Regions from separate parts of the Mus musculus genome. Here region 2 is linked to region 1. The links are chromatin loops, found by intact Hi-C in ENCODE. Cell type or tissue: gastrocnemius. All regions are shown on one strand. Each heading gives the region's core, and the rest is flanking DNA. Links, peaks and the distances in the headings are about the cores only.

Evidence for each region. A loop is a pair of places that touch in the nucleus more often than their neighbours do. Peaks named below come from ENCODE experiments on the same cell type or tissue, not always from the same donor. Only the 100,000 strongest peaks of a DNase experiment are listed, where the experiment ranks them.
Region 2: a loop joins it to region 1, with 13 times the contacts of the local background. A loop is called at or near these places in 31 of 42 quality-filtered maps.

Annotation. Positions count from the first base shown.
Region 1 is chr2:167,276,636-167,287,262 of GRCm38, reverse strand. No RefSeq gene overlaps it. Among named protein-coding and RNA genes, the nearest start is that of Ptgis, 41 kb to the right of the region's middle. In gastrocnemius, for the core only: CTCF peaks have their summits at 6,440 (motif pointing left) and 7,912 (motif pointing right); DNase peaks (open chromatin) are centred at 6,434 and 7,943.
Region 2 is chr2:167,216,733-167,227,359 of GRCm38, reverse strand. Ptgis (prostaglandin I2 (prostacyclin) synthase) reads left to right here. Exons shown (of 10, transcript NM_008968.4): 3 at 1,906-2,084; 4 at 3,232-3,375; 5 at 6,000-6,151. It overlaps Gm52569 (a long non-coding RNA gene), which reads right to left and starts at 6,004. Exons shown (of 3, transcript XR_003954099.1): 1 at 5,861-6,004; 2 at 5,242-5,281; 3 at 3,915-4,173. In gastrocnemius, for the core only: CTCF peaks have their summits at 5,027 (motif pointing left) and 7,773 (motif pointing right); DNase peaks (open chromatin) are centred at 4,717, 4,998, 6,034, 7,786 and 1 more place; H3K27ac peaks cover 400 bases.

The DNA of each region.
Region 1 (10,627 bases), core at 3,494-8,493:
AACCACTAAACATTCTACCACTTGAGATGAATTTTCATTATATTGTTTGGATACCACTTTATTATTAGCCACATAGGCACCTATGTCAGTTTTTGATCTATCAGTATATACCACAATCCCATTTTTAAGTGGGTTTCTTACTGTTATTTGTGGAAACATAACAGATTGATTTTGGGCAAACTGTAAGATTGGATGCTTTGGATAATGGTTATCTATTTTTCCTGAAAAGGAGGTAACTAAAACTGCCCAATCATTAGATGTGGCTGCCAAGGTTTGAACCTGTGCAGCGGTATAAGGTACAATTAAAAGATATGGACTTCGCCCAAAGTGGGTGATTGCTGCTTTTAGACCTTTAAGGGCAAGCTGTGCAATTGTATCAGGATACCAATCTATTATTTTAGCTGGGGATACGTTTGGATGGATCCATAACAATGGCCCATTTTGTCACAAAACTGCAGTTGGCAATTGTGCTGTCTTAAAGACACACAAACTGAAAGGCTGCGAATCCTCAATACGTTGTAATTGTGCATTTTGTAAGGCATTTTCCACTTTTTGTAAGGCCTGGTTAGCAGCTAGAGTAAGAGTCCTAGGGGAGGAGATATGAGGATCTCCTTCTAAAATACCAAACAAAGGCCTTAACTCAGCGGAAGGAATCTTTAAAAAAGGTCTGAGCCAATTAATATCTCCCAACAGCTTTTGAAAATCATTTAAGGTATGGAGGTGATCTCTTCTTATCTCTACCTTTTGGGGCACAATCTTATCTGGGGACACCACAGAGCCCAAGAATTGTCCTGTATCAGAAATTTGGACCTTTTCTGTGGCTATCTGTAAACCCCACTGACTTAAAGTTTTAAGTAGAAAAGGATATGCCTTTTGTAGTATGGTAAGGTCTTTATGGCACAGGAGGATGTCATCCATGTAAAGGAGCAAAATTAAAGAGGGGAATTGTTCCCTCACTGGCAAAAGAGCTTCTTGCACATAAAGTTGGCACATTGTAGGACTATTGGACATTTCCTGTGGTAAGACCTTTCATTGATACCTCTTATCAGGTTCCATGTGATTAATAGAGGGGATGGTAAAGGCAAATCTGGGCCTATCCCTTGGACACAAAGGTATAGAAAAGAAACAATCTTTAATATCTATAATAATTAAATTCCAGCCACGTGGTAAGGCGGAAAGTACAGGGAGACCCCTCTGTACTGGGCCAAATAAGTTCATTTGCTCATTAATGGCTCTGAGGTCATGGAGCAGTCTCCACTTTTCTGACTTTTTCTTAATTACAAAAATTGGAGTATTCCAAGGTGAGGTAGATGGCTCAATATGGCCTAGTTTTAATTGTTTCTCTACCAGTTGAATCACAGCTTCTAGTTTTTCAGAGGATAGGTGCCATTGAGGAACCCACACTGGGTCCCCTGTTTTTTATGGTATGGGTCGTGTTGCCCCAATGGCCACTAAGGAAAAACCCAGACCTTGTCTGTCTTGGTTTTTATTAGGTGAGATGGGCTCTATCCTTCCCTGTTCTTGATGTCTTAACCCTTTTCCTTCTTTATAACCCATTTTTGCCATGATATTTTTTGCTTTAGTTGAATACCCTCCCGATGGGGCGTTTTCATTGGACAAAATAAGGCCCAAATGTTGCATAATATCCCTTTTCCAGAGGTTAACCGGGAGTGGGAGCACATAAGGTATGAATTTCCCTTGCTGTCCTTCAGAGGATTCCCACGTCAAGGCAACGGAGCTTATAGTGGGACATGATTGATATCCTAGGCCCTGTAATGAATGAGATGACTCTGTGGTGGGCCATGCTTTGGGCCACCAATGTGTAGAGATTATACTTTTATCCGCTCCGGTATCAAGGATGCCTTTAAACTCCTTTTCATTAATCTTAAGGCGGAGCTTAGGTCTATCATTTAAAGATACAACCAAATAGGCAGAATCATTTCCTGAGGAGCCCATCTTCTTTATCTCAGGTTCTGTAGATTTCTCCCTGGTATTATCAGGGAGGAGCAGCAGCTGAGCTATCCTATCTCCTTTACTAATAGAAAAAACGCCCTTAGGGCTTGAGCACAGGACCTGTATTTCAGGGGAATGTTGACAATCCATAACTCCAGGGTGGACTACTAAGCCCTGCAAGGTGAGTGAACCCCGGCCGAGAATAAGGCCCATGGTTCTCGGGGGCAAGGATGGTATAGGCTCCACTGGCACCGGCTGAATACTCATTTGAGGCATTAATAGGAAGTCGGAGGCGGCACGCAGGTCCACCCTTGTGGGTCTTCCTGGGTCGCCTCTCTGACTGCTTCCTGGGTCCTGACAAACCGGTTCTCATATCTTTGAGGGCCCTGGGACCGAGGGCCCGATGACCCGTTTTTTGGCACATCAGTTGATTGACTATCAGGTGGGGGAAGGATTTTGCCCTTTATATCCCTCACAGAGCGACACTGGTCAGCTCTATGATAACCCTTGCCACACTTAGAGCAAAGAGTGAGAGTCCCCCCCTGTTTATCTGGAGCTCTGTAATCTTTCTTAAAATGCCCAGGCTTTTTGCAATTAAAACATGTCCTCTGATCATTTCTGCTCATGGAGCGGTTCTGAGATTGGAGGATGGCGGCCGCTAAGCCTGCATTGGTGAGAGGTCCCCCAAGCTCTCGACAGACCCTGAGCCAGTCTTGTAAGCCTTTGTTCTTTCTTGGGGCTATGGCCGCTCGGCACTCCTTTGTGGCTTGCTCATAGATTAGCTGTTCTACCAGAGGCGCGGCTTGCTCTGAATCTCCAAAAATACGCTCTGCTGCCTCTGTCATTTTGGCCACAAAATCTGAGAAGGACTCCTGAGGTCCCTGGACAACTTTTGTTAATTGACCAGTGGTTTCACCTGCTCGGGAGAGCGCCTTCCAGGCCCTAATAGCCGTGGAGGAAACTTGGGCATAAGCTCCCCAATGGTAGTTTGTTTGATCAGCAGAATAAGCTTCCTGACCCGTTAACAAGTCAAAAGTCCAATCTCTCTGCTCTGGAGTCAAAGCAGCTGCGTTTGTTCGGGCCTGCGCTTGTGCAGTTTCATGTCAAAGAGCTCTCCATTTCATATATTTGCCCATACTAGGGAGAGCGGCTTTTACAACCGTTTGCCAGTCGGCAGGAGTTAGTGCCATGTCGGCAAGCCTGTCTAACTGCACCAAGGTAAAATTAGCATTGGTTCCATATTTACGGACCGACTCGGCAAGCTCTTTAATCTGTAAGTATTCTACCGGAGCGTGGACACGCCCACCCTCGGCTCCTTTAAAGACTGGAAATGCCTGTTGTATTTTCCTTTGTTCCTCTCTGGGAATGAATGAGTCTGCGCACTGCCTCTCTGTGCATTGTCTCTCTGCGCAGGGCTGACGCACTACGCAGGGCGGGGGCTCCGCATAGGGCGGACCTTGAAGCCGACTGCCCTGAGGCCAATCAGCAAACTGGCCTTCGCCAGCCGCTTTTGTCCTTAACTGATTAGCTAGTACTTTACCTGGCTGGTACCCTTTTTTCTCATAATGAGCTGCTTTTTCCTCCCAGTCTGTTTCTTCAGAGGAGAATTCATCATCTGATTCAGAGCTACCAAGAGCTGGCTCCCCGAGCCCATCCAGCGATGAGCACAGGCTCCTTTTCCTAGAGACCTCCGCTAATTGATCTTTCTTCTTTTCCCTTTTTCCTCTTTTTTTTTTAATCTCTCTCCAGGTATTCCTACCTAACCTTAACTTTTCCTCGGGTTCAAGACCCTTGGAAAGGCCTGTATACTTATTTTGTGTACCATATTTTCTCTTTGTTCTTACTCTCTCTCCCCACTTTACTTCTGATAGCTTGTCCTGAATTTTCTCTAGAATTTTTAGCCCTATCTTAATCACTTGATAACATGTGAAAAGGAACAAAAGGGCTCCTAACACCAGAAAAAATTCAAGGCCAAACATATTCCACTTTACTTTTGATAGACTGTCTTGAATTTCCTTAGAAAGTTTAAGACCAGACTTACCTCGTAAAGCTGTACTCACTGGTACTCTCGTTCCCCAGCTGAAAAGTTCTGAATTCATACAGTTGAATCCTTCTTAACAGTCTGCTTTACGGGAACCTTTATTACCGCGACCCGCAGTTCTGGTTCTGGAATGAGGGATCTTTCTTGCACCGGTGATGGTAAACTCTCGTCCCGGGTTTCGGCACCAATTGTTATTAACGCGTTCTCACGCCCGGCCAGGAAGAACACAGCAAACCAGAATCTTCTGCGGCAAAACTTTATTGCTTACATCTTCAGGAGCAAGAGTGTAAGAAGCAAGAGAGAGAGAAAACGAAACCCCGTCCCTATTAAGGAGAATTATCCTTTGCCTAGGACGTGTCACTCCCTGATTGGCTGTAGCCCATCGGCCGAGTTGACGTCACGGGGAAGGCAGAGCACATGGAGTGGAGAACCACCCTCGGCACATGCGCAGATTATTTGTTTACCACTTAGAACACAGCTGTCAGCGCCATCTTGTAACGGCGAATGTGGGCGCGGCTCCCAACAACTGTCTATAGAATAAACTGCTGTCTACAGAATAACACTGTCTATAGAATAAACAGCTGTCTACAGAATAACACTGTCTATAGAATAAACAGCTGTCTACAGAATAACACTGTCTATAGAATAACACTGTCTATAGAATAACACTGTCTATAGAATAACACTGTCTATAGAATAACACTGTCTATAGAATAAACAGCTGTCTATAGAATAAACAGCTGTCTATAGAATAACACTGTCTATAGAATAAACAGCTGTCTACAGAATAACACTGTCTATAGAATAACACTGTCTATAGAATAAACAGCTGTCTATAGAATAAACAGCTCTTTATAGAATAACACTGTCTATAGAATAAACACTGTCTATAGAATAACACTGTCTATAGAATAACACTGTCTATAGAATAAACAGCTGTCTATAGAATAACACTGTCTATAGAATAACACTGTCTATAGAATAACACTGTCTATAGAATAACACTCTCTATAGAATAAACAGCTGTCTATAGAATAAACAGCTGTCTATAGAATAACACTGTCTATAGAATAAACTCCTTTGGAGGACATTCAAAACTTTCCAAACTAGGGCTGGAGAGATGACTCAGGAGGTAAGAGCACTGACTGCTCTTCTAGAGGTCCTGAGTTCAATTCCCAGCAACCACATGGTGGCTCACAACCATCTGTAATGGGAGCCAATACCCTTTACTGGTGTGTGTCTGAAGACAGCTACAGTGTACTCATATAAATAAAACAAATAGATAAATAAATCTTTTTAAAAGAAACCCTTTCTGAACTGTTCCCAAGTTGGGGGCTCGCTGTTCCCCCAGAAGATAAGCAAGTAATTCATACAGAAGTAGGAAAGGGGCCACTGCGGGTCTCAGCTTTGTTACTGTTTCTCAAACAGTGTGACCATAAGCAGCTGGCAGGGAGGGGCTCATTTCCCTATCTCAGCATTAGCTGTATATCCTGCAAACGAGGACTTGTGCTCATCAAGGTGAATGGACGTCCCCTGGAGATGATGGAGCCGCGCACGCTGTGGTACAAGTTACTGGAGCCTGTCTTGCTTCTGGGCAAGGAGCGATTTGCTGGCGTCAATATCCGGGTCCATGTGAAGGGTGGTGGTCGTGTGGCCCAAATTTATGCTAGCCGACAGTCCATCTCAAAAGCCCTGATGGCTTATTACCAAAAATATGTGGATGAAGCCTCTAAGAAGGAGATCAAAGATATCCTCATCCAATACGATCCGACCCTGCTTGTAGCTGACCCGAATCCAAAAAGTGTGGAGGTCCTGGTGCCTGTGCCTGATACCAGAAATCCTACCAATAAGCCCACCTCAAGGATCAGAGTTTACCTTTGTAATAAACATCCTAGGATTTAAAAAGGGGAGAGAGAGAGAGAGAGAGAGAGAGAGAGAGAGAGAGAGAGAGAGAAGAGAGAGGGCAAAGGTCTTGAGGCAGATCCTGCACCAGCACATATGAGGGGCAGGCACAAGGGGGCCAGAGCATCTGCCTCAGAGCTAAGGAAGGGTGATGGGCTAAGGAAATGGGAAAAACCTCCTATAGGCCGTGCAGCGATCCCAAAGTGTGCCCAGTGTAGGGTAGGACATGGGCAAAATGGAAGCTGGCACAGCTTTGACTCTCAGTGCCACGCCTTGCCGGCAAGGTGGTTGCTGCAGGCTTGCTTTGTCTGGCTGAGACTCCTGCTGTTGGTGGATCCTCTCTGCCTGTGATCTCTCAACAATATTAGGATATGGTTATGATGGGCTCTGTGTGAGAAAAGAGACATGCCACAGGCCTGAATTAGCAGACCATGGTTGCTCTAACATCCTGCCACGAATGGTGGAGCCTCCCAAGACCCTCAAACACCGACAGTTGCTCAGGGCTGAGGCCGGTCTTGCATTTGGGGCTGGCGCCACCTGGCGGCCGCAGAAGACATTGCTGCAATCTGGAGGGCACCGAAGCGCGATTGATTCGTGGTGATGTTAGAGCAGGTTTGGCCGTTTTCACATGGGTTCTGGGGTTACGCTCAATTTGTCAGGCTAGCATGGCGAGTCCCCTATCTGCTAAGCCATTTCACCAACCCAATCTTGCCCTTGATGCAAAGCCTCTCACCTGGCCCCGAAACTCAGGCGAGGTGAGCCTGGATGGCCAGCATGGGATTACTGGTGCACACCACCAAGGGTGGCTTTTCTCACGTGTGCCAGGAACTGAACTCAGGGCCCTGTGCTTCTGTGCTGAGTGAGCCGTCTCTCCAGCTCCCTCTCTTCTGAGATTGGTGCGCATGTCACAGATGTCACTTTAGCACCCTCGGGTGCCTCTGATTCCCTATGTCAGCTGACTGGGGCATCACAGGTGTGGTCTCTGCCGTGCTGTGCCGCAGGATCACCAAGTGCACACGGTTCCTAGCTTCTGCCCTCACCCATCTCCTCTTGGTGAACAGCTCCCTGAGGACACTGCTGTTCCTGATGTCACCACTGTCCCCTCAGGCAGCACACAGAACAGTGACTGCCGAACAGTAGGAGCCCTGCAAAAGTTTGTTCTGTACTTGGGTAAATGAATGTGCAGCTCAGTGCAGTGGCGTGAAGAGACCGATTCCTCTCTTACACCATGGACCCTATTCCACTCCTAATAAACAGGCGATCTCTTTGAGCCTTACTGTAATAGGCGCTGTTCCCACCTGGCATGGTAGCGCACACCTTTAATCCCAGCACTTGGGAGGCAGAGGCAGGCGGATTTCTGAATTCAAGGCCAGCCTGGTCTACAGAGTAAGACACAGAGTACACAGAGAAACCCTGTCTTGAAAAAACGAAAACAACAACAACAAAAAAAAATAAATAAAAAGCATTGCTCCCATTGTGGCTGGGAAGGTGACTCAGTGGTTAAAAGAACTTCTTGTTCTTCCAGAGGATCTGAATTTGATTCATTGAGCTCAGGAGACCAGGGGGTCCACTACCTTCTTGCTTTCAAGGGCATCTTCACACATGTGGCACAAGTGCGCGCACACACACACACACACACACACACACACACAGATATTAAAAATTTCCCTCTCATGTTCTGAGAATTGAAATATATAGTAGCCTATGTGTACTCCCAGGAAAGCCCAGGCTCAGCACATAGTGGGTTCTCAACAAATGTGTATGGTTGACCAGGCTCTAGGACAATGGTTCTGACTACTGTCAGGACAAACAGTAGGTGCTTAACAAAGGCAGTTTCTTACCTTAGTCATCATGCCCCACCCCCCTTCTTCTCTAGTTCTAATCCCTGCAGGGGAGAGCTGTGTTCAGCCTGGTTGCTCCTCCCATAAACACAGTAGGTGCTCATTAAATACTGGTGTTGAGGGTGTTCTGCCAAGCACTCAGAGAGGCTCAGATCCAGACTGTCGTTCTGCATGGTGGCCAGCAGGGGGAGCCTGGAGCCTGGGGTTCCGCGTTGGCTGCAGGGACCCACAACCCAGAGTGAGCTTCTGCCTACCTCTGGTACCCAGGTACTCTCCTTATGCTCTCCTCGGATCACCTGACCTGGGTGAGTGGGCTCTATTGGACCCTTTTCCTGCACAGAACACTCACTCCTCCCCACAAATATTGCTCCCTGAAGTCTTCACCGTGCTAAGGCGACCCATGGCCATCCGTGCTAGTCAAAGGTGGTGGGCACGGCTGGACAAGGCTGTTCACTAGCCAGAGGTAACACTTTCCCACCATTGCATGGCAGGGATGTGGAGGCGGGTCCCATGCCTCGGGACAAGAGTGACTGTCTTGAACATCTGTGCCTGCCCCACAAAGGAAAAGAGGTGCCATCTGTGACTAAAAGAGGGCGCTGTAGGGCTTAACCGTGGGCTGAAATGGCCATCTTCGTGGCACCGTTATGGAAATGGCCGCTCTGAGGAACATCCCTGCAGGCTCCAGCTGCTGGCCTGTCCTCTGCCAGAGCCCTGCCCGAGGCTGGTCCAGAGGGAGCCCAGAATGCCACCAAGCGATAAACTGTGCCCTATACAGATTCTGAGCTGCTGCAAGAAACTCCTCTGGCCTCAAGTGGCTACAGGTTAAATCCTTGGCTTATCTGAGGCCTCCAAACCCTGTACGTCCACCAGAACCTTGTGCAGGCTCAGGGTAGGGTGGGGTGGGGAATCCTGGGATAGAGCTGTCCTGGAACTCACTCTGTAGACCAGGCTGGCCTCCAACTCAGAAATCTGCCTACCTCTGCTTCCCAAGTACTGGGATTAAAAGGTCCGCCCAGGCCCAGATGGAGACCCCTTGAGGCAGGATATACAGCTGGTGCTCAGGCAGGCTCCGGAGCCTTCATGTCTGTTGGAGGCTCCATTTCTTTACTTTATTTGTGTCTCTTTTGTACAGCAAAGCATTCTCTGCACCGCCAACTCTTTCCTGGGCAGGGCTTGGAAACCCATTTCACATGGGCAATAATTTTAGGGACAAGGAAGGGCTGAAATTACAGGCCATTCTGCCACCCACTCCCGCTGGGACAACGCACAGGGCCAGCTCAGAATTTCCTGAAGCTGGGATGTTTCCTGTGCCAGGAGGATGAAGCGTCCTGCGCTGAGTGTACTCAGGACAAGGACATACGGGTCCTAAACGGTGTCTGTGGCCTCAAAGGGTGATGACCAACAAATCAACTCCCTGCCACCTGGACTCAGAATCACCCAGAGTTATCCCAGGTCAGCTGTTCCAGAGAGAGCACCCCAAAATTGTGGCTTGGCCCCAGTGCAACAATGGATATATATGGTTTTGTTTGTTTGCTTTGTTTTGTTTTCTGGGGTTAAAGAAGGATTTTTTTTTTTAAAGCATTCCTCGGGCTGGAGAGATGGCTCAGCAGTTTAGAGCACTGACTGCTCTTCCAGAGGTCCTGAGTTCAATTCCCAGCAACCACATGGTGGCTCACAACCATCTGTAATGGGGTCCAATACACTCTTCTGGTGTGTGTCTGAAGACAGCTACGGTATACTCATATAAATAAAAATAAATAAGTCTTTTTAAAAAAAAAAGCATTCCTCGGGGCTGGAGATATGGCTCAGCGGTTAAGAGCACTGACTGTTCTTCCAGAGGTCCTGAGTTCAAATCCCAGCAACCACATGGTGACTCACAACCATCCGTAATGAGATCTGATGCCCTCTTCTGGAGTGTCTGTAGACAGCTACTTACATATGATAAATAAATTAAAAAAAAAAAAAAGCATTCCTCACACGAGGGGTCGCGGAGACATGGGGAGTAGGGGGGTCATCACTCCCAGGGCAAGCAAGCCACCGCTACAGCCTATCTCACCCTGCACCCACCTGATGAAGTTTTGTGGGTGGTGTACAGCAAGGCGATGAAGACCCGGTCCTTGTGCCAGAGTTGAGCGGATAGCCGGAATGCACATAAGAACACTTGCTAGGACACTCTCTGCCTGGATGCCCTGGGGCTCTGGGACATGGCCCAAGGTTCTGTGTGAATGGATGGAAGGGAAGTTTCTGGGAGCTGGTCCACCACTGTCTGTTTGATCGTCAGGCAGCGTGTTCTGAGGTTCTGGGGTTGGAGTTCACTCAAGCTTGTGCCTGTCCGTCCGCATTACTGTGAGCGACATGCTCAGCCCCTCAGAAGACTCTTAATTAGAAACAAATCAATGTTGCGAGAGGGCTGGCCAGATGGCTCGGCTGGTAAAGGCGTTGTCACAGGCTGAGGGCTTGATCCTATCTCCAGCATCCCACGTGGTGGAGAGTGAGAATCGAGTCTTTGATGGTTCATTTTGATCTCCACAAGTGTGCTGTGGTCTTCAGAAGTGCATGTTTATACACACACCATATAAATAAATAATACATAAGATTTTTTTAAAATGGCACCACACATGTTGGTAGATCAAGAAGTATAAAAAAAAAGTTGGCTTTTTTTTTTTTTTTTTGTCTTTTAAGTTTAAGAAAAGCCCAGCTGAATGTGATGGCATATCTCTTCAATTTCAATAATCCCAGTACTCGAGAGGCAGAGAGGAAAGTGGATCTCTGTGAGTTTGAGGCCAGCTTCATCTACATAGTCAATATACCAGGGCAGCTAGAGCTGTGTACTGACACCCTGTCTAAAAATAAAAAAAAAAAAAGAAGAAGAAGAAGAGAAAGGAAGAGA
Region 2 (10,627 bases), core at 2,931-7,930, 59 kb after region 1:
CCAGGGGAGGCTGACTGTCCCTCTGTCTGTCCAACTGCGCATACCATGGACCAGTGATCAGCAGAGCTCTGTGCTCTAAGGGTGTGCCCTGGCAAGCACACCCAGGGACGGACATCAGTATTTAAGATGTAATCGGCTTGTCAATTAAGATTAAATACGCTTTCACTCACCCATTTATCCATCTGTCTTTCTGTATATTCACCCAATATGTCTGTCTTTCTATCATCTATCTAGTCTCTTTAAAAAAGCTTTTTTTATCTATCTTTTTTAAGATTAAATTTTATTCATGTATACATGTGTGTATCTGTGTGCACGTGTGTATTTATGACATCTATGCAGGAGCCCAGAGGCTGATGAAAGTGACAGACCCCCTAGAGCTGGCCTTACAGCTGGTTGTGAGACACCATAGAGTGCTGGAAGCTGAACTCAGTTCCTTTGGAAGAGTAGCCAGTGTTCTTCTGAACTGCACTCCAGCCTCTATCTACCTATCAAAGCTCACCCAGCATTCTCCACTCATTCGCCCAGCGCCATCCAGCTTCCATCTCTAGATTCCAATTCCTCTGACATCCCTCCATTCATCTTCCACATCTATCTCCATCTACCACAGCCCAGCCAACGCTCACCTTCTCTCCACTCAGCACCTGACTGGTCTGCTCTCTGCACATCTACTTCTGTATTTATCCACCTACCCACCTAGTCATCCACTCATCTCCCCACTCACTCACCCACCTCCCAACCAACCAATCATCTACCCTCCCACCCATCCACCCACCCATCCACCCACTTACCCACCCAGTCATCCACTCACTACTAACCCATCACCCATCCATCTACTTATCCACCCACCTACCTACCCATCCACCCACCCATCTACCCATTCACCCACCTATCCATCCATACATTCACCTACCCACCCACACATGCACCCACCCATCAACCCATAGACACACCTACCCACGCACCCACCCATACATCTCCCTACTCACCTACTCTCTCATCCATCACCCATCTATGTCTTCAGGACTGTTCAATCACACCTTGTTCTTGAGTGCTTCCAGCTCCTGGGCCTCCAGTGTTCACGCTTCAGGCTGTTGTTTGGTCTACTTAGCATCTTGTCACCCATGTCCCCAACATTTTAACCTGCAGCCACGTATCTAACAGATCTGTCAATGTGTCCTTCTGTTCCCCACCTGACACTCTCCACCTAACACCTCCCTTCCCTTCCTTCCTTCCTCTTGCCTACCTATTTTCCACCTAGCTACCCAGCCATCTTTCCTTCAGTTTATGTCTTCTTCCTCCATCTTTATCCATGCACCCAACTCATTTACGGTCAGTGCTGGCATTTACCCGTCCACCTCCTCACCCATCCTTCATCTACTCCAGCCGCACTCTCACCTACAGTCTACTGGCATTTACCCAGCAATGTCTGTCCATCTGCTCATCCTTTTCCTTGTGGTACAGGGGATCGAACTCAGGACATCATGCATGCTAGGCAAGGACCACATCATTTTTCACTTTCGTACCCCAGCCCCCTTCTCCCTTCTTATCTGGAGACAGGATATTACTATTTTTACCTGGCTTGGCCTTGAACTCTCTGTAATTCAGTCAGCCCTCGAACCCGGCATCCTTCTGCCTCAGGCTTTCTGTGATTATAGGCCTGGCTACAACCTTTGCTTTTAGAAGGTTTTGACCAGTCTTAGCTCTGATATGTTTCAGCAAGGAGTTTTGGGGCATGTTGTCCATGTCCCAGCCTAAATTTTGCAGTGGTAGATGGGTGAGTGGCAGATCCTAGCTCAAAGGATGGGAGGGGTGAGCCAGTCTGCTGCTGGCCAGTGCCTGTTGTGCCCATGCTTCCTGACAGAATCCTGAATGCAGAGGGCTGCCATTCACCCACTCCTCCAACAGGTGCTGGTGGGGGGCAGATACGTCACTGTTCTCCTGGACCCACACTCTTACGACACAGTGGTGTGGGAGCTGCGTACACGGCTGGACTTCCATCCCTATGCCATCTTCCTCATGGAGAGGATTTTTGATCTGCAGCTTCCAAATTTCAACCCCAGTGAGGAGAAGGCCAGGATGAAGCCGTGAGTGCTGAGATGGGCCTGTGGGCGGGCCTGGGTAGGGGCTTCAACCCCACATCCTGCTGTCCTTGGCCCCTGTCATAGTCATGGTTACTATTGCTGCAATAAAATACCATGACCGAAAGCAAGTTTCGAAGGGAAGTGTTTGTTTGGCCGTATACTTCCACATTGCTCTTCGTCACTGAAGGAAGTCAGGACATGACCTCAAACAGGGCAGAACCCTGGAGGCAGGAGCTGATGCAGAGGCCGTGGAGGGATACTGCTTTCTGGCTTGCTTCCTATGGCTTGCTCAGCCTGCTTTTTCATAGAACCCAGGGCCATCAGCCCAGGGTAGCACCACCCACAATGCGCTGTGTCCTCCCCGATCAATCGCTAATTAAGAAAATTGCCCTACAGGCTTGCTTACAGCTGGATCTTATGGAGACATTTTCTTAGTCACAGTTCCCTCCTCTCCGATGACTTAGCCTGGGTCAAGTTGCTGTATAACTCTCCTGCCCAGCCCTGAGGCCACTGTCTAGGAGAGACGATTAAGAAACCATTGCAACTAGACTCGCTGCCTGGCTCACACCTGCCGATTTGTGTTGCCACACTAGGTTCCACGGGCACTTAGACACTCCAGTAACTCACTGCTGTTGGTGGCTTCGATGGAGCCTTACATGTCGACAGACCACCTCTGACCCTTGGCTCTGAGCAGCTCACCAGGCTTAGGTCAGCATGACGGCGGTCCAGGACCCCCCTCACCCTGGCCCCATGCATCCCAGGTCCACATGGGGAGACTGGGTCAGCAGCCCAGTCTTTGTCCCATGCCTGTCCATCTGGAATTGTATTACCAGCCCTCTGCTGGATTTCACAGAGGAGGCGCTGACTTCATAGTTGTCTAGAAGCCTGTGGGTTCCTTGTCCAAGTCTGCGCACCAGGCAAGGACAGACTGTCTTGGCCAGGAGCTCATGATGTAGGGTGAGGCCATCCAGTATTGGAGCCTCAGCTGTGCCCTTCCCTGCCTATGTTGCCTTGTCCTGACACTGCTCTTTGTATGCGAGTTTCTCCACTATAAAACTGTCCCAGTGGTAACTGTTATTCCTTCGGCGTGCATGCGATCTTTTTTGAGTATATTAAGTGGCAAATACCTATCTTCTGTGGCTGGTCGCAGGACGCTCATGCACAGAGACCTGCAGGCGCTCACAGAAGCCATGTATACCAACCTTCGCACGGTCCTGCTGGGTGACTCCACAGAAGCAGGCAGTGGCTGGCAGGAGACAGGTCTCCTTGAGTTCTCCTACAACGCCCTGCTCAGGTGAGCCCACAATCTTGTCATGGCTGAGGGAACTGGGGGCTACCCTGTGGGTGGGGACACTGTGGGAGATGCTCAAAGGAGGGAGGTGGTTCAGGTGGAACCCCGAATTCACTTCACACAACTTGAGCTATAAACCAGATGTTAACTGTCAAAGGGTGTCGAGTGTCTGAGTGTCCTCCAAAGCGAGAGTCCTTGTCTTAGTCACGGTTTCCATTCCTGCACAAAGCATCATGACCAAGAAGCAAGTTGGGGAGGAAAAGGTTTATTCAGCTTACACTTCCACATTGCTGTTCATCACCAGAGGAAGTCAGGACTGGAACTCAAGCAGGTCAGGAAGCAGGAGCTGATGCAGAGGCCACGGAGGGATGTTACTTACTGACTTGCTTCCCCTGGCTTGCTCAGCCTCCTTTCTTATAGAACCCAAGACTACCAGCTCATGGATGGTACCACCCACAATGGGCCGGGCCCTCCCCTCATTGAGAAAATGCCTTACAGCTGAATCTCATGAAGGCATTTCCTCAAAGGAGGCTCCTTTCTCTGTGATAACTCCAGCTTGTGTCATGTTGACACACAAAACCAGCCAGCACAGTCCTCTAGCTGAGCATCACAGCATCTGTGCTGTGGCTTAGACTCTGGCTAGCAGTGCTGCTTGGGAGACTCACCAGGGAGCTCGACCTGAGGTCGGACCTCATAACTGTAGTAAAAACAGTGCAGCAAAGTGCAGCTTCTTCAGCTGTGCAGCGTCTTCAATGGTCCCACAGGAAACAGCAGGGGCCACAGCAGGTGCGTTCCTGATGCCTGAGAAGGCAGAGACCCAGAAATGGGGCATCTGGGGGCTTTCAGCCACAGGGCTATGGGGCGCCGGCTGTGCCAAGACTTTAGTGAGGAAACATCACGGGCAAGGCCCTGGTGTGGGAAGAAGCCAGGGTGGCGAGAGCAAAGCTGGGAAGTGGCAGAGGAGAGAGCAGGTAGAGATGTCTGCAGAAGTCGGCCTCTCAGCCCGGAGGAAGGCTTTGGAATGTAGGCTCAGCTGGATGGTGACTTTAGGGACTTACGAAGGGGCCCCAATGCAATCTAGTTTATGTTTCTATGTAGAGGACATCTGTAGGTGAGAACCAGGCAGGGGCACCAACTATCTGTGAGTCGTAGTGATAGCCTGGACCCTAAGAGGGCAAGAATACACGGTTGGCAGGACCTACTGAAGGCTTTTATCAGGTGAGGATGTATAGGGTCTACGGAAGGGAGGTAGGGGGCCTTAGGAAAGGGCTGGTTGTCACCAGCATAGGCGTCCCGCGGGGCCTGGGCCTGGCCTGAGTTCCTGCCTCTACCTTTGTGCTGGGACACTGCAGTTACCTGAACTAGGAAAGTATGTAACATTCAGAAAGGCAGATAGGAGGTGACAGTCCATATGACCCAATATGTCCTGTGGTGGCCCTCCCTCAAAGTGGCGTCCTAAGCTCCACTCTGGCCTCCTTGGCTCTCTGGCAACTCACTTCACCCTGAGCAGAGGGCTCCTTTCCAGGGCCCAGGTAGTTGGGTTTCCTCCCGGGAAAGCTTGCTACATAGTCTCTAGGCCACTAACTCCACCTTCTGGGAGCTGTGGGTTTTCTGTCAGCTCCGTTTTAGTTTATGGCACAGAGTGCCACCTACTGGCCACCTGGATCCATGTACGCTGGTAGGGGAGCTGACTATTATAAGTGCGTCCCCACGTCTGCCCAGAGTTAGAAGAGGGGAAGAAAGGAATCTTTCAGGCTGAGGATGAGGTACAGGGAAGGAAGGCTGAGCTTGGCCTCTGAGCCCTAACTGTTCCTAGGGGAAGCGGGTTTCTTGTTAGCCCAGAGGAGAGAGCAGGAGTGAGTCTCCTACCTTGAGGGTTCGTTTCCAGGGGCACAGACACTGGGCTGGGCTGGAGAGGGAAGTGGGGTGCAGGTGGGTTGTGATGGTGGCCTGCATGGCTCTTGGTAGACAGGCTTGTGATGGCTTGTCACCAGAGTCCTCAGGAGTGTGTTCTATTTGTATATCCATCTTTCCAGTCACCCTACCACCCACACACCCCATCCACATCCACCCACTCTCATCCATTCATCTACCCATCCATCCACCCCCCACCCCCTTCACATCTCTGCATCCACCCATTTATCCACCCACCCATCCACACCTCTGCATCCATCCATGTATCTACCCACTCAGCCACTTACTACTGCTCCACAGACTTAGCTACCCACCACCAGTGACCTAACATTCATTGCGGGCCTACTGTGGCATGCACATTGTGGGTGTGGTGCCGGGTGGGGACTGTGCATGCTTCTCTCAGTCTCTCCCCCCTCCTTCCTGTTTCTCCCTCTCCCTGCTTGGAAAACCCTCTCCTGGGAGACCTGTGACTGGGGGAGCTTAGGAAGGTGTAGTGTTCTGCTCCATTCTGTTGCTGTGATAAAACACTCTGACTAAAGACAACTTGGGAAACAAAGGGTTTAGTTCATCTTACATTTTCAGGTCAGAGTCCATCCCCGAAGGAAATAGGCTTGGTAGGAACAAAAGAGGCAGGGTAGGAACTGAAGAAGGGAACCTGAGGCGGGGTAGGAACAAAAGAAAGTCAGGACCTGACTCGTTGCTGTCCCCCACAGCGCCGGCTACCTGACCCTATATGGAGTGGAGGCCTCACCACGCACCCATGAGAGTCAGGCCCAAGATCGTGTCCACTCAGCGGATGTTTTCCATACCTTCCGCCAGCTGGATCTGCTGCTCCCCAAACTGGCTCGAGGCTCCTTGTCAGCGGGTAAGCACCATGAGGTCACTGCAGAAATGGGTGCTTGTTAGTGGCATTTTAATAACTGTGTTACAGTTTTCCTCTTACCCGGCTAGCTCCCAAATAATTGAGATTGGATCGTTATATTTAGTTAACACGCTTTAAAGGCACAACAACTGAGCAGTTACCACTCTGTTTTAGTCTTTTATGCTGATCTGGCTACCTCCCTACCCAAATCCCCAAGATGGCTTTCTATCTCTTTCCTGGGCTGCATCCCCTCCCCTGGTTGGCAAGAAGTCCCGCCCTATTCTCTCCCCTGCTCAGTCATTGGCTATTAAGCTCTCTTTATTGACATATCAGGGAACAATTGGGAAGCTGGTGTTTACATAAGATTGAGACAGGAGATTCTCTGAATAAGGATTGCAACCAGATACAAGGGAGACAGAAATGAGCGTTTGAATCTTCACACAGTGCACAAGAACATTTTGCCCATAGGTGGTGGGTCCTGTGCACAGAAGACTGAATGGTCTTTCCTGTAAGAAGCAACAATAACCAGGCGTGGTAGTGCACACCTTTAGTGTCATCACAGAGGCAGATAGATCTCTGTGAATTTGAGGCCAGTCTGGTTTACATAACCAACTCCAGGGCAGCCAAGACTACATAGTGAGACGCTATCTCAAACAACCAAAAATTAACTAATTAATTAGCTAATAGAAAGAAAAGGAGTGAAAACTGTGTGATAAACCATCCAAGGAAAACACTCAAGATGGAAGGATGTGTTTTGGCTCCTGGTTTCAGAGGTTTCGATCCACAGCCACTTGACTCCATTGCTGTGGGCCTGTGCTGTACCTGAACACAGTGGGGGTGGGAGCACTCAGTAGGAGCACTCAGCAGAGGAGGCTGCCTACCTCACGGCAGCCTGGAAGTGGAGAAAGCTGGAAGAAGGGTCTGGTGATATTACACACCCTTCAAAGGCACATACCCACGATCTGCTACCTCCCCCCCCCGCCGCCCCCCCCCAGCCGTACACCCACCCATCTGGCCATTAGCCCATCTATGAGGCTAATTTCCTCACAACCCAGCTGTCTCCCCATAATGCCACCAGCTGGGAACCAAGCCTTCAGTATGTGAGCCTGTTGGGGACGCATTTCACATCCAGACCATCACAGTCCATTTGGATTCAGAGCTCTTGAGGACACTGAACCCTAGGGCTGTGACCTGTCTTCCTGTTGGTTTGCCAGCCTGCTGGGCAGAGGCTGTAGCTTCCTTCCTCTTGTCACATCACTGTCAGAGACAAGCATCAACCCGGAGGGCAGGAATGGGCATCAGGCATCTCGCTCACCTCTCCGCCTAGCATGTTGAGCTCTCCTTTGGCTTCTCCAGCCTCTGCAGGCCCTCTCTGGGCTTTCACTCTCTAATGTAGTTGGGGGGGGGGGTCCGGGGCTCCCACAGGTGAAATCACTTGTCACAGGAGCAGCAGGCAGGTGGTAGAATAGGCTATGTGCACACTTTGTCTGCTTGAGAAACCCAGTGTGCTAAACATATGTCCCATCCCAGCACCAGTTGGTTCTCCAGAAAATGTTTCTTCAACTCTCCCTCCTTCCATGGGATACAGAGGGTAGATCCATGAAAGGCTGTTTCCTAGTGTGAGCAGCAGGTGGCAGTGTTGGACAGTTGCTCTCAGGCAGACTCAAGCAGTTCCCAGACCTGGTGGGTGCGGTATGCCCGGGAGACCAAGTGGCGGAAACCCTACCAAAATATCAAATCAGATCGTTTTCTCCCATGGTCTCTCTTCCAGGAAATGACCCCACAGACACACTCATATACAGTGATAGATACTCATGGCCACACTGTGACCACAGAGCTAAAACTGACCCGTGCCAGAATAGGGGCTGATTAAATTGCTGACGCACTGTGTGAGAGCATTGTATGAGAAGAGCCCCCCAAACCTGTGGAAGAGAAGGGGATGAAATCCATGATGATCAAGGTGGGGGGCGTTGGCCAGAGCCTTCCACCTCAATCCAGATGTGGTAGCGATGTGCTTGAATTTTTGCCTTTAAGAAATGAGATGAAGCAAAGAGAAGCTGAATTCTTACAGCACACCAAGTGTGAAGGCTTAGGTTACTGCTTCTGCCTCCTCCTCCTCCTCCTCCTCCTCCTCCTCCTTCTCTTCCTCCTCCTGTTCTCTTCCTCCCTTTCATTGTCTGTCTGTCTGTCTGTGGTTTACTCATATGTGTTATGTGCACTTTCTTTTTTTTTTAATTTTATTTATTATTATATCTAAGTACACTGTAGCTGTCTTTAGACACACCAGAAGAGGGCGTCAGATCCCATTACAGATGGTTGTGAGCCACCATGTGGTTGCTGGGATTTGAACTCAGGATCTTTGGAAGAGCAGTCAGTGCTCTTAACCACTGAGCCATCTCTCTAACCCTTATATGCACTTTCAATCCTCCTGCCTCCACTATTGCTAAGATCACAGTTGTACAGCCACACCTGGCTTTCTTTCTCTTAGTGTTTCCTGTGTACATGTGAAATTCTCCATCTTTTCAAGTATATTTCAAATATAAAAATGTATCCGTGTTGCCCAAAACATACACATGAAAAGAAAGTTGGCCCTCTAAGGCCTTGAGAGTCCTGAGGGTTTGTATGCTTTATTTGAATACTTTTGGGGGGGGCAAAGGGGGCTAAGAGATAATCTTGCTGTGTAGGCCAGGATAGCTGGGAACTCACTATATAGCCCAGGCTGGCCTCAAACTGGTGATTTTCTTATCTCTGCCTGCTGAGTGTTGGGATTACAGTTGTGTGCTTCAGTTTACTCACCCAACAGGACACATTTACAGTAAGAGTCACAGTGTGACCAAGATTCTAATGGCCCCGAGGTAACACACCAGACATTTACAGGTCATCTCTACCAAGCTATCTCTGAGCTCAGAGGGGCATTCAGGACAAGATTTGAGTGTACAGGGGTGAAGGCCTTGCTCCGTGGATAAGGAAGTGACTGTGGCCCAGAGATGGCCAGGCCTCAGTCAGACCCATGCAACATGGGCTTCTGCGACCTCTGTGTCTGGGTCACTCCCTCTGTCCTCTGGACACAGGGTTGGGTCAGACCGCCCTGTGGTGCTTTTTAGTTGTTATGAAAAACCATGATCTGGAAAAGGGCTCGTGAGTAAAGTGTTGGATGCCGGGCACGAGGGACTGTCATGAGGGACTGTCTGGACCCCAGCCCCTAGGGGAGAGTTGAGTATGGTGCCTATAACCCTAGCGCTGGGGAGTGGGGTGGGTCCTTTGAGGTTCCCTGTGGGTCAATGTGGCTAAAAAGGCAAGTTGTAGGTTCAGTGAGAGACCCTGGCTCGAAAAACAAGGTGGGAAGCAATAGAGCAGCAGTTCTTACCCTGTGAGCGCGAGTCACATGACCCTTTCACAGAGGTCACCTAAGACATCAGAAAACACAGATACTTACATTATGAGTCATAACAGTAGCAAATTTACAGCAATTAAGTAGCAATGAAACACTTTTATGATTGGGGGTCACAACATGAGGAACTGTACTATAGGGTACTGAAGGGTCACAGCGTTAGGGAGGGTGAGAACCTCTGCAATAGAGGAGAATACATGCATACATGTACACAGGCACACAAGCACACATGCACACAGGTACACAGGCACACAGGCACACATATACACATGCACACAGGCACACATACACACATGCACATAGGCACACATACACACATGCACACAGGCACACATGTACACATTCACACAGGCACACATACACCCATGCACACAGGCACACATGTACACAGGCACACAGGCACACATGTACACATGCACACAGGCACACATGTACACATGCACACAGGCACACATGTACACAGGCACACATGCACACATGCATACAGTCACACATACACACATGCACACAGGTACAAATGCACACATGCACATATGCACACATGCACACAGGCACACATACACACAGATGCACATGCACACAGGCACACATGTACACATGCACAAATGCACACATGCACATATGCATACATGCACACAGGCACACAGGTACACAGGCACACAGGCACACATGCAAACATACATACATGCACACATGTACACATGCACACAGGCACACATGCACAGAGGCACACATGCACAGAGGCACACATGTACACATGCACACAGGCACATATGTACACAGGCACACATGCACACAGGTACACAGGCACACAGGCACACATGCACACAGGTACATAGGCACACAGGCACACAGGTACAAATGCACACATGCACATATGCACACAGGCACAAAGGCGCACATGCACACAGGCACACATGTACACATGCACAAATGCACACATGCACAAAGGCGCACATGCACACAGGCACACATGTACACATGCACAAATGCACACATGCACATATGCATACATGCGCACAGGCACACATTGATGAACGCACCAACATACACATGTACCCACATACACACCATACACAACAAACAAC